Regions from separate parts of the Homo sapiens genome. Here region 1 is linked to region 2. A link is an interaction called in ENCODE POLR2A ChIA-PET data of the cell type or tissue named here. Cell type or tissue: MCF 10A. All regions are shown on one strand. Each heading gives the region's core, and the rest is flanking DNA. Links, peaks and the distances in the headings are about the cores only.

The links. Peaks named below come from ENCODE experiments on the same cell type or tissue, not always from the same donor. Only the 100,000 strongest peaks of a DNase experiment are listed, where the experiment ranks them.
Region 1: POLR2A ChIA-PET joins it to region 2 with 5 read pairs; 2 of 35 experiments call an interaction of 5 or more read pairs at or near these places.

The regions. Positions count from the first base shown.
Region 1 is chr21:37,869,436-37,874,817 of GRCh38, forward strand. All of the region lies in intron 1 of KCNJ6 (potassium inwardly rectifying channel subfamily J member 6), which reads right to left. Among named protein-coding and RNA genes, the nearest start is that of KCNJ6, 44 kb to the right of the region's middle. In MCF 10A, for the core only: no CTCF peak of the experiment used is centred there; a DNase peak (open chromatin) is centred at 2,216.
Region 2 is chr21:37,967,793-37,973,174 of GRCh38, forward strand. No RefSeq gene overlaps it. Among named protein-coding and RNA genes, the nearest start is that of KCNJ6, 54 kb to the left of the region's middle. In MCF 10A, for the core only: no CTCF peak of the experiment used is centred there; no DNase peak of the experiment used is centred there.

The DNA.
Region 1 (5,382 bases), core at 119-5,118, 98 kb before region 2:
AACCATTTTCCTAAGTTGTCAGTTCCAATAATTCTTGGATCTGGTTAAGCTGGATCCTGATAGGAACATTTGCCTCGGGCTTTTACATGTTTGTGTAATTTGGGTTTAGCTCACCTGCTCATTTCAAACCCTGTCAGGAGCTGGAACAATTTCTACCTGCGATGTAGGTGGCTGATGACATGGACTGATTTGAAGGAAGTAGACAGGTTCTAGCTAACCCTGAGTAGCCTCCCTCACCCTTCAAGCTACATGGTGTCTTTATCCTTGAATGATTTAATTCCACTTTGTCATTCACACATCTGAATTAGGTAGCAAAATCCTATTTAGGCTCCTTTAAGAGGCCAGCCTGGAAAACCTACTCATCCCCTACCACTGGCCTATTGGTTGACCAGATGGCAGTGGTCCCTTTAGCAGATGCTAAGTAGTGAAGTCTGGGCTTTAGGACTTGGCAGCTAAAAGGAAAGACTGAGTGGCTTCCAAGGGTAGACCCAAGGGGTGGGGTGCTATAGATAGTAGGAAGTGAAAAGCAAAGGGCCAGCTCAGGCAGAGGGTAGGCCAAGACAAGGCATTTGCTGCAGAGAATGGCACAGGTCCCTGGGAGGATGAAGGGAAGGAGAAAGGAGAACACACTTCTCTGAGTGGGCATCTTGCATAGAAACATATTTCCTGGAAGAGGGAGACAGGAGCTGTAGCCAGATGATACATTTTCCCTTTTCTGATGCTCATGTATGTTGCAATGACCAGGAAGGCATGCAATCCATGGAGGATTTCCCACCCACCCCCGCCCCCACCCCCCGGCCCCAGCCACCTGGCCTGCTGAAAACAGATAGGCACATGGCATTGTATCTCTGGTGAGATAAATTAAAGATCTGAAAGCAATATGCCATCAATAGCCAGCATTAAACAGAGATCGCAGGAGTGGAACAGACCTTTTAAGCATCTGTTTTCTTTGAAGCTCAGTATTTCTCTCTTTGGCACAGGCCCAGCTACCTAACTGGCAAAGACCCAAACCCATCCCAGAATTGCCTCTTGGGATCCAAAATAGCCAGTCCATCAGGATGGAACATTCTCTCTCTGCCTTGCTTTCAGCACTGTTAGAATAATTCTGAGATATTTCAGACAGTACATTAAAAATACTTAGAACAATTCAAAATTTTGTTTTTTTTGGTTTCCAAAAGCAGCTCTTAGGAAGGCATTTAAAACCAACTGTAAATCATTTGAAAGTAAATTTGTACACAGTACAATGTATGCCCAAATGGTCTGGTTCCTTTATTATCAGACATTTATATTTGATGATGTCTATAAATTTTTGAGTGACTTTTCAAGGGGGTCATCTTGCTAACATCAAAGGGTGATCTGATGATGCCATCGTCCATCATGGCTCATTCTCTTCCTACAGCTTCTGCACCCGGTGGGTTCTGCTTTTGAACTGTAGCTTGGCCTGACTACTCATGTGAGCCTTGTGGTGTGATCTGGGAAATTCTTTGTGCATCTTACAGACTCAAACACCAATCCCAAGTCTTGGAAGATGCACCATTATCTCTATCTACCCAGATTTTTTTTGGCCACAATCATGCATTTTCTTACTTTCCTGATTCTTCTCTCCCATTCATTACCTTTTTTTTTCCTATTTTCATTCCCTCCTCTTGATGTTGAGGGCTCCACTGACTGCCATTGACACAAGAGCTTAGTATGGATGGAGGGGACAGTTTCAAGTGGATGAGAACTATCATGGCAAATGACAGGATAGTTGGATTGGGCACACCTTGCATCCTGTACCGTGGGGGGAGCCATGGCCATGAAGATAGCTTGCATGACATCATAGCCATGATAGTCATTGAACATGTGTTGTGTCCACTCCTCTGATCCTGGTGTTCTGCTCTGCCTTGCACCGTAATCACAGACGAATGCCAGAGCTCAAACCAAAACCTGGACTTCGTGTTCCAGGTGGGTGGGAATTGAAGCAAGAAATGCAAGGCTGATATAGACCCTGTACACCTCCCACCCACGTATCTGGCAGAATGTTCAGGTGAAGGGCTAGAAGAGGGCCCGATGAGGGCAGAGGCCAGCTCTACCCTTGACAGGAGGACAGAAATCTGGGCACAACCACACCCTGGGCTCTGAGACTTTTTCCTGAATAACAGTAAGATTTGTACTCTGGGGTATTCTTCCTACATGACTCATGGCTCTCTCTTCAAATCTGGAAGAAGTTGCCTGAAGAACAGTGTGCTCTTGCAGACAGATGAGTAAACCGGCAGACAGATGGGTGGACTTCTAGATAAACAGTGATGGAGAGAGGTGAGGCTGCAGCATGCAATGTGCCCAGAGTCACAGAAGTTTGGTATTGTGGTTTATTTCCCATTCACAAAGTATAACCACCTGTTTTTTCTTCTATTTTTTAACGAAAAGCTTTTTAAAAACCTGTTAAGAAACAAAATGATTCTTGGACATTAGGCAGCTGTTAAAATGTTTTGATGGGTTTAGAATAAATAACTCAGAAACATATGGATTTGATTTTTCATAAGTTAAATGTGTGTATTTTCAAATGAGAAGCAAATTTCCCAGGAAAATACAGTTCAGTTTTTTTTTGACGGGGATTGTGGGAGAAGGTTGGTTATTAAACAAACAAATGTAAGCACACAAATCAAAGTGAAGAGGTATGGGGCACGGATGTCCTAAGAGCTACTCTGGTCCATCAACACAGGGCAAGGCAGAAAAACAAGGCTGTCCTCAGGGAGCTTACCTGGTTAATTCATTAACTAACGTGTGAAATGACATCTGAAGGAGTCATCAAGAATGAGTATATCTATCAGGATGGAGTAGCACACCCCAGACCTAGAAGTCTAATCAAGGCTGCCTGATGTTCAAGAAGCCATAACTAATAACATGCCTAGAAATAATATGTGGGCAAACCTAAGCAAATCAGTTGCCTGGAGTCTGGATCTTACAAAGTCAAAGGGCAAGGCTTCCTCTGTGTCACCGGCATTAGTTAGGGAATGGGGCACCTTGGCCACCAACAGGAAGTTTTCAGTGCACCCAGGAGGTGCAGCCTACAGGAGGAATAGGTGACTGATGATCATGGCTTAATAACACTCATTTGCTTCACCTAACTGCACTCCCAAGGCTCTTTGCCCAACCTTCTGATCATAACTTTGCTCCCTCAATCAATTTTTCTCCCAATAGTGATGTTTCCTAAGTTGGCTTTGTGGTTTATGTATCAGTCTTCTGTGAGTTTAGTTCATGTGAATCTGCGCCTCCAAGATCAATACTCTCTATAGGCCTGATATGGTTTGACTGTGTCCCCACCCGAATCTCATCTTGAATTGTAATCCCCATAATCCTCACATGTCATGGGAGGGAACTGGTCGGAGGTAATTGAACCATGGGGTCAGTTTCCCCCATGCTGTTCTCATGATAGTGTGTTCTTATGAGATCTGCTGGTTTTATGAGCATCTGACATTTCCCCTGCTGTCACTCATTCTCTCTCTTGCCGAACTGTGAAGAGGTGCCTTCCACCATGATTGTAAGTTTCCTGAGGCCTCCCCAGCCATGTGGAACTGTCAGTCAATTATACCTCATTCCTTTATAAATTACCCAGTCTCAGGTATTTCTTCATAGCAACGTTGAGAACAGACTAATAATGTCAAGGCCCTTGACAAAGCCTAGCTGTTTCTCCTGCTGGGCTGAAGGTGAGACTCTGGAACACAGTGACGACTAATCATTACTTGCCAGGCTCACCCAGCACAACATCACCATCCCAGCCATGCATGCGCTGCAGTCGTTTCTTATTAATATCATAACACTGAGACTGCCGACGATGGCTGTCATTGATTCCAGCTTACCACATGCCAAGCACGTTACGCGAATCCTTGCAGTAAATCCTCACAGTGACTCTATGGGCAGATACCATTATTGGTGTTAGTTTACAGAGGAGAAAACTGAGACTAAACCAGGTGAATAACTTTTCCAAAGATCTCATCACTGGTGGCCAATGGGGATAACTGGATTGAGGCCAGGCAGACTAGTGCAGTCAGTGTACCTAACCGTCCATTGACCTGATCTCTTAAACCAGCTCTCTAAACACACCAACCACAACTAGCTGAGCATTGCTAGCAGTGTGCATACTCGTCTAGGCTTGGTGTCTTTTCATTGACCCTAATCTATAAGTGTTTCTGCACTGAAAAGCCTTTTTTAGAACCCACTATGTAGGACTAGAAATAGAAATATGAGCAAATTATTGACTTTCTCACTCTCCCTGTTCTCTCTTCTTAAACCTCCAGCATCTTCTCCCCATCCTCACTCTTAGCTGAAGACACAGCTTCCACCTTCACCAAGAAATCTGTCACCATTACAAGGGAACATCCACAAACTACCAGATCACATCTATCCACGCTTCCACTTGTACCTTTTATCCCTCCCTTTTGCCCTCTACTGGACAGCATTGCTCAGCATTTACCTCATTCCTCAGCATTTTTCCAGTCCTTCCCATCAGCTGTTACCACTCCACCCTGCAAAGAAAACTGCGTCTTATCTCCACTCCCTCTTCAACTTCTATCTCCATTTCTCTGCTCACTTTCACAGCAGAACTCCTTAGAAAACTCGGCCATACTTGCTTTTCCCATTTCCTCTGCCTCCATCTCTCTTAAACTCATCCTAATCAGGGGTTCACCCTCTCCCTTCCCTGCTCCCTGGAAGCTGCTCCTGTCTGGGCCCGCAGTAGCACCCAGCCCAATGGATGTCATCACTGGGGGAGGAGGCCTGTCTTGCTGGCCCATCAGCCGCAGGCCACACCTGATCATCCCTCCCCCTTGAAACGTCACTTTCACTTGGTCTCTCACCAACTCCTCTTTTCTTTTTCCTTTTCTTTGCTGGTTTCTCACTATTTGGGATGCCCCAGGGCTCACTAGGACATGTTCTCTTCTCTATCCTCATTCTCATTTTCAATACCCAGTGGCCAGATTTATTATCTCCAGCCCTTGAACTCCAGACTCATATAACAGACTGACAGCTTGACTTCTCCATTTGGATGTCTAATAAATATCTCAAAATTCACCTGACCAAAACTGAACTTTGATACTAGTCTGGATTTAATGTCATTTAATTTATCCCAAATTATAAGTATTTATGCATTCAAAAGTCTTTCTGATGAACCCACTCTGTAGGGTCTAAGGATAGAAAGATGAACAAATTATTCACTGTCCCACTCAGCCACACCCACGCCTACACTCAGCTGTCCTCAGGGCTCTCTGATGAACACTGGGAGGAATGATGGGAGGGTGACAATGCCTTCTTCCATTTGCTCAGGCCTCAACCTTAGAGTCACTATGTCTGTCCCTTTTCTGTGACAGTTCACATTCGATCTCTTAGAAAGCCCTTTAAACA
Region 2 (5,382 bases), core at 236-5,235:
ATCTAGTGATTTTCCAATGCAGTCATGTTAACCTCAAAGGCTTATGTTTGGGAATGTGTTTGAGGCTTAGCAGCTATCATTTTCTTGAAAGTGCTGATTTTTTTTTCCATTGCCTTACTTAAAGTATGTTCCAGAGCCCTGCTCATAATTTTTGACTTCCTGAATGTCTTCTCTGAAACTGGCCTGTTCTTCCTCACACATTTACTGTGGACTGTGCACGGTAGCTGATCAATTAGGACTTTACTGAATGGCTGGGATGGGAATGTCCAGCACCCCATGTGCTAGGGTGACTTTCCAGACACTAAATATCTGCTCAGGAGCCAATCAGCTATAGCCAGAAGTTGGGAGGGCATCCTGCATCTCCCAGCTCTCCCCACCAATTCCTGTTGTCCTTAACATGGATGACACCTGAGTGTATTGGACATGGGACTGGGTGAGAAAAGGAGGTCAGATTTCAACTCAAGTCTAAATAGCTGGCCTGGAAGGAAGTATGACAACTCTGTGTTAACCTTTTTACATTTATATTTATTACTCAAAAAACTTATGAGTAAGTTTTTGTTATTACAATAAGAAGACTTCAGACAAACCTGAGATGGAGAACCAGATAATACAGACAGCTGGAAGAACCAGGCAAGAGTCTGGGGCAGCTCACAGGAGGGATGATGCTACCTCAACTCTGCAGCATCTGGGATCGCCAGCCAAAGGGTCGGAGAACTGCCAGGGAGAAGGTGTGAGTGATGAGGCCCTGGCGGTGAGCTCCAATTCCAGGGCTGGGGTGGTCCATTGTAGGTGGCTCCTAGGATGGGCTAGGGGCTGCTTCCAACAGTGCCCTTGACCAGTGCAAGTGTAGGTGGTAAAATCAGCAGCCAATTGGTTCACCCAAGGAGCAGCTAGGATTCCAAGGTTGTGCATACACCCTCAGTGGGTGGTGGGCGTAGAACTTCCCAGGCCTTCTCTGCACCTCTAACAGTTATGCTATCAATACTATTTGAAGAGGATGACCCAACTCCTTTCTGATCAAGATAAATATTTCTAAATATTGTGTTTGTGTAAGTGTTTTTTAATTTCTGCCTTGTCTAGGGAAGGGATGATGTGCTTGTAGCATGACATCCCCATTCTTCCAGTCAACTGAACGGCATCAATAAGTGGTGATGTCACTCTAACTGAGCCTTAGAGTCCTTCTCAGCATAAAGCTGGGCAGTCCCTTCCTGTTGATTGTAATAAAACCCACTTGCTACCTCTTGGCCTAGAGAATGTAATGATATGATTTGAATAGCTAGATACTGACCTTTCCAAAACGTTGGCTTACAACAGCTTCTTGGATTGTAGTATTTTAACAGTAACTTGTCGGTAGATATTTTGTCACTGATGTGGGCATAGTTTGTTGCAGCCTACTATGCTACTATTACTGCTTGTATTTTTTCTCAGCACACACTTTGTTTCCATAGCAGTTCTCATTTTCCACGTGACAAAGGCCATGGAGCTGGCCGTGTGTGTACAACACAGGTCAGAGAGCTCCCGTTTTGCTTCTGTGAGTGTAGATGGGATGGCCCACTTCATCCTGAGGCCTTTCTCCAGTGTTGTGCTGTGAGACCCAGTGGGTCCTCTTGCCTTCAATGTCTTTGTCCTTGCACTCAAGCAGAGAAGAGTTAAAATAAAACTATAATGCCTATTAAGAATCAGCATTCCTATTTTGGTCATTCTGCTAACCGCTTGACACCCATCCTCCCATTTATTCTTCACAGTAACCTTGCCAGATAGGTAGTAGTAACATCTTCACTTAACAGATGGAGAAACTGAGGCTTAGAGAGGTTAAACAATATTCCCAGAGTTACACAATAGAGAGCAGAGGCAGGGCTGGAATCTAGATCCATTTGATTTCAATATCCATAATTGTACCACGTTCTTAGGCCCAGGGTTTTTGAAAAGCCCATCTTGGGCTCTGAGAGGAGAATAAGTAATGCCATAGTTTGTGTGATGAATCCATTAGGGAACCTGCTCTCCATGAGTTTTCCTGGGACTCCCAGAAGCAAGGTGGCCCAAGGATGGTCCAGGGCATCACCTATTGGCTGGGCTAGAACTCATACAAACAGACTCAACCAGAACTAGAGGGTGGTGAGTTTTGTGTGATAGAGGCGTAGAATGCAGCAGACACTGAGCATTGGAAACTTCTGGCTGCTGGCCTGTGTGATGCATGTTTACTTTGCTTTTTTTTTTTTTTTTTAATGACAAAGGAACATGCTTTTGTTTGTTTTAGGAGAAGAGGGATTGAAGGAACCAAGGGTAGCTGTGGAGGAAATTAAGAAACTTGAGGCTAGATGGAGCCTCGGCTGGGTTTTGGAGTTCAAGAGGTTAACAGGACTGAGTTTAGGTAAATTTGTCCTCTCCATTTTGCTTGAAATATTGTGTTGTGTGTGTGTGTGTGTGTGTGTGTGTGTGTGTGTGTGGTGTGTGTGTGTGTGAATGTTAGAAAAATAAATGTAAAGTTACCAGTGTTAATGTTCATAATAAAAGTTAATAACTGTGAGGCTTTAATGGTCCAGGCTCACTTTTATTATTAACATCAATTTAACACTCTCAGAGAAGTTATTAGACTCTAACCTCCCCTGTCATTGCTCTCGAAATAGGAATAAATGCCATTTTCCTCTGGTTGTTAATTCAGCTTTTAGAAACAGAACATCGGCAAGAGCCTGCCTGTAAACAATCCCAAATATATGTGATCACTGCCTCAGCTAGAAAAAAATAAATATTAATGAGACCATGTCCTGGCCAGTGGTACAAATGCCACGGGCTTCAGGCAGAATTACTATGAATGATCTGAATCATAAGCTTGTGTTGGAAACAAATAATTTTACTCCAAACCTCATCATAGAGATTGCGAGGAGCATTCTTCATTTTCTTTTGCACGTGTTGACAGCCTGATTAAGAGCTTTGGGCACTTGCCATAGTTCCCCATTTGAGAGTGATCCGTGCCTGTCTCCTGGGGTGTTTCCTTGGTCTGGCAGCATGGGGTTGCTATGTCCCTGGGACTGGCAGAACTCTCAGGGAAAAGCAACTTTTAAACCATCCAGATTTTGCTATCACCCCTGAGCTTTGGAAAAGTCTTTCAGTGTGAGCTGGACTGGGAACCTCTTTCATCCTCACCCCATCACCCCATGGTACCCGGGAATATCTGCTAATGTGTAGTTTGGTGACCTCAGACTAGTATACTAGGTGCTGGTCAAAAATGAGGAGTGGCATGCTTCTTCTGGGCTATGCCCGATTACTTTTAAGCTTAATCTGTTGAAAACACTGGTAGAATTTCTAGGATACCAAGATTCTTGGCAAGCTTGGGAATGTTTTCTTGCTGCCTCTTACTCCTCTACTCCAAATGGTATTACTCGAGCAGATGTGGCAACATTAATTTGAGGCCCCTACTTGAGTGCTTTACTTTTCAGGTGTGATAGGATATGAGTAGCCTTCCTATAGTTTGGAGTGGTGGATGTAGATGGTTTTGCCCAGTAGTGGGTGTTGCTTCAAATGGGAAGTGTCCTGATTCTGGTTTTTACTTCCTTGGGGCTAAGGTGTTAAACTCGATCTCATAGTTCCATTTCATCCCTTGAGAAGGCTCACTGCAGAGCCTTCTCTGTCCTACGAGATGCTCTGTAGTATTAAAGAAAAACCTCAGCACCTTTGCCTTAAGCATCATTGAAGTGTTACATGCTTTTCGTGTATCAGAGCATGTAAATTACCTTCCAGGGAAAGGACTCATATCTCAGGGTCACTTCAGTACAACAGTGACAATTTGCTGATTACAGCAGTTTCCCCGAAGAAAGAGGGAAGCCATCACTATTTGTGTAGCAAAGATTAGAAAGCTTGAGAATCATAAAGGCAATTCGGCCCAGGATCTCCTGGCATGCCATGTCAGCTTATTTATTAGTCAGGGTCCTCCGGGAAGCATGTGTTGAGATGGGATTAAACTTGCCTGCATTTTGTTAGGAGAAACTATCACATGAGGGAAGATAAAGAGGGAACCAGGGAAGGCCAGGAGGGCCATTAAGCCTTGATGCAAATCTGACTCCATGTCAAGAGAGAAGGAGGGGAGGCTGAGAGAAGGCACGTTGGACTGCCTGCTGCAGTCTCTGGAGGGTCCTCAGGGTGTTGGGGGCCCCTGTGTCTGCCTTAGTGACCTAAAACAGTCATTCGCTGGGAGCAGCCCTGGGGATGCAAGTCCTCCTGCAAATGCAGCTATGATGGATTTCAAAGCACCACATCTTGAGCCCTCAGTGGGTGGTGTTCTCTGTAGTTGGAGTCTGCCAGGTGTGTTCCAGAGGCTGCCACAGTGCACTTTTCTTAAACTAGAGAATGTTCCTCCATTAAATACCTGCTTTGTGCCAGACAATGGCTATATTCTGGCATCACGGAGGGCGGCCAGAGGGAAATGAGAGGAGACCCTGTGCTCTGCAATGCAGAGGCGTCTCCCTGAGCAGCCTCCCTCTATGGACGGGCATTTCACAGACTTCTCCACCAGGAAGCAGCAGGGTGATAGTGCCCAGGTCCACAGGCCACAAAGCCCATTGGTATTGTCAGGTCCTGTGCTTCACTGCATATGGGTCAAGACCACAGATGGTGGCGGCTACCTCCAGCTCCCATCACTCAGGACATGGCAGGCCCTTGCCCTTTCCCCTCCACAGCGTCGTTCTCATCTTCCTTTGACAAGGCACCTGCAGGTATTCTCTCTCCTGTTCCCCTGCCAAGCTTGCAACAGGCGGGGATGGACTCTCACACCTCTGTGTAGTGAAAATGAGAATTCCCATTTGTCATTCTGATTTTGTCCAATGGCCTTTCTAGTGTCTCCTGGTCTCTCCTCTGCTTAGTGAGGGGTCCTCATGCTTCTTGAGAGATGGCAGCTAATGTGGGTGCCCGAGTCAGGCTGCTAACTGTTGGCTGCATGATTTATTTGGGGTAAGTTATCTAAGTTCTCTGTGCCTCAATCCCTTATTTGTAAGAAAGATAACAATGTCTGTTGCTAACACTTACGACTGTTTTGAGGATTAAATGTGATAATACAAGCAAGCTTTTAGCATAGTGCTCAATAAATAGCAGTTATTATTAGATTGAACCCCACAGAATTACCATTTTTCTAAGTCAAGAAATTTAAATTTTGGCAGTTTCATGAGGTTTAACCAAAAACTATGGGTGGGCAAAACTTTTTGGTTTGGAAACCTCCTTACCCTCTGTGGGGTACTTGGTAGAGCAGCTGAGGTGAGCCACTTTTGCCTTCCTATCAGGACCTGGCACGTCACCCTCCCAAACTGGAAGAGAAGGCAGGTAGCTATTAGGTGGGAACAAAGACGTTGGTTCCATCACACCTGTGTTCACCTCTTCTTCATACCAATCAGT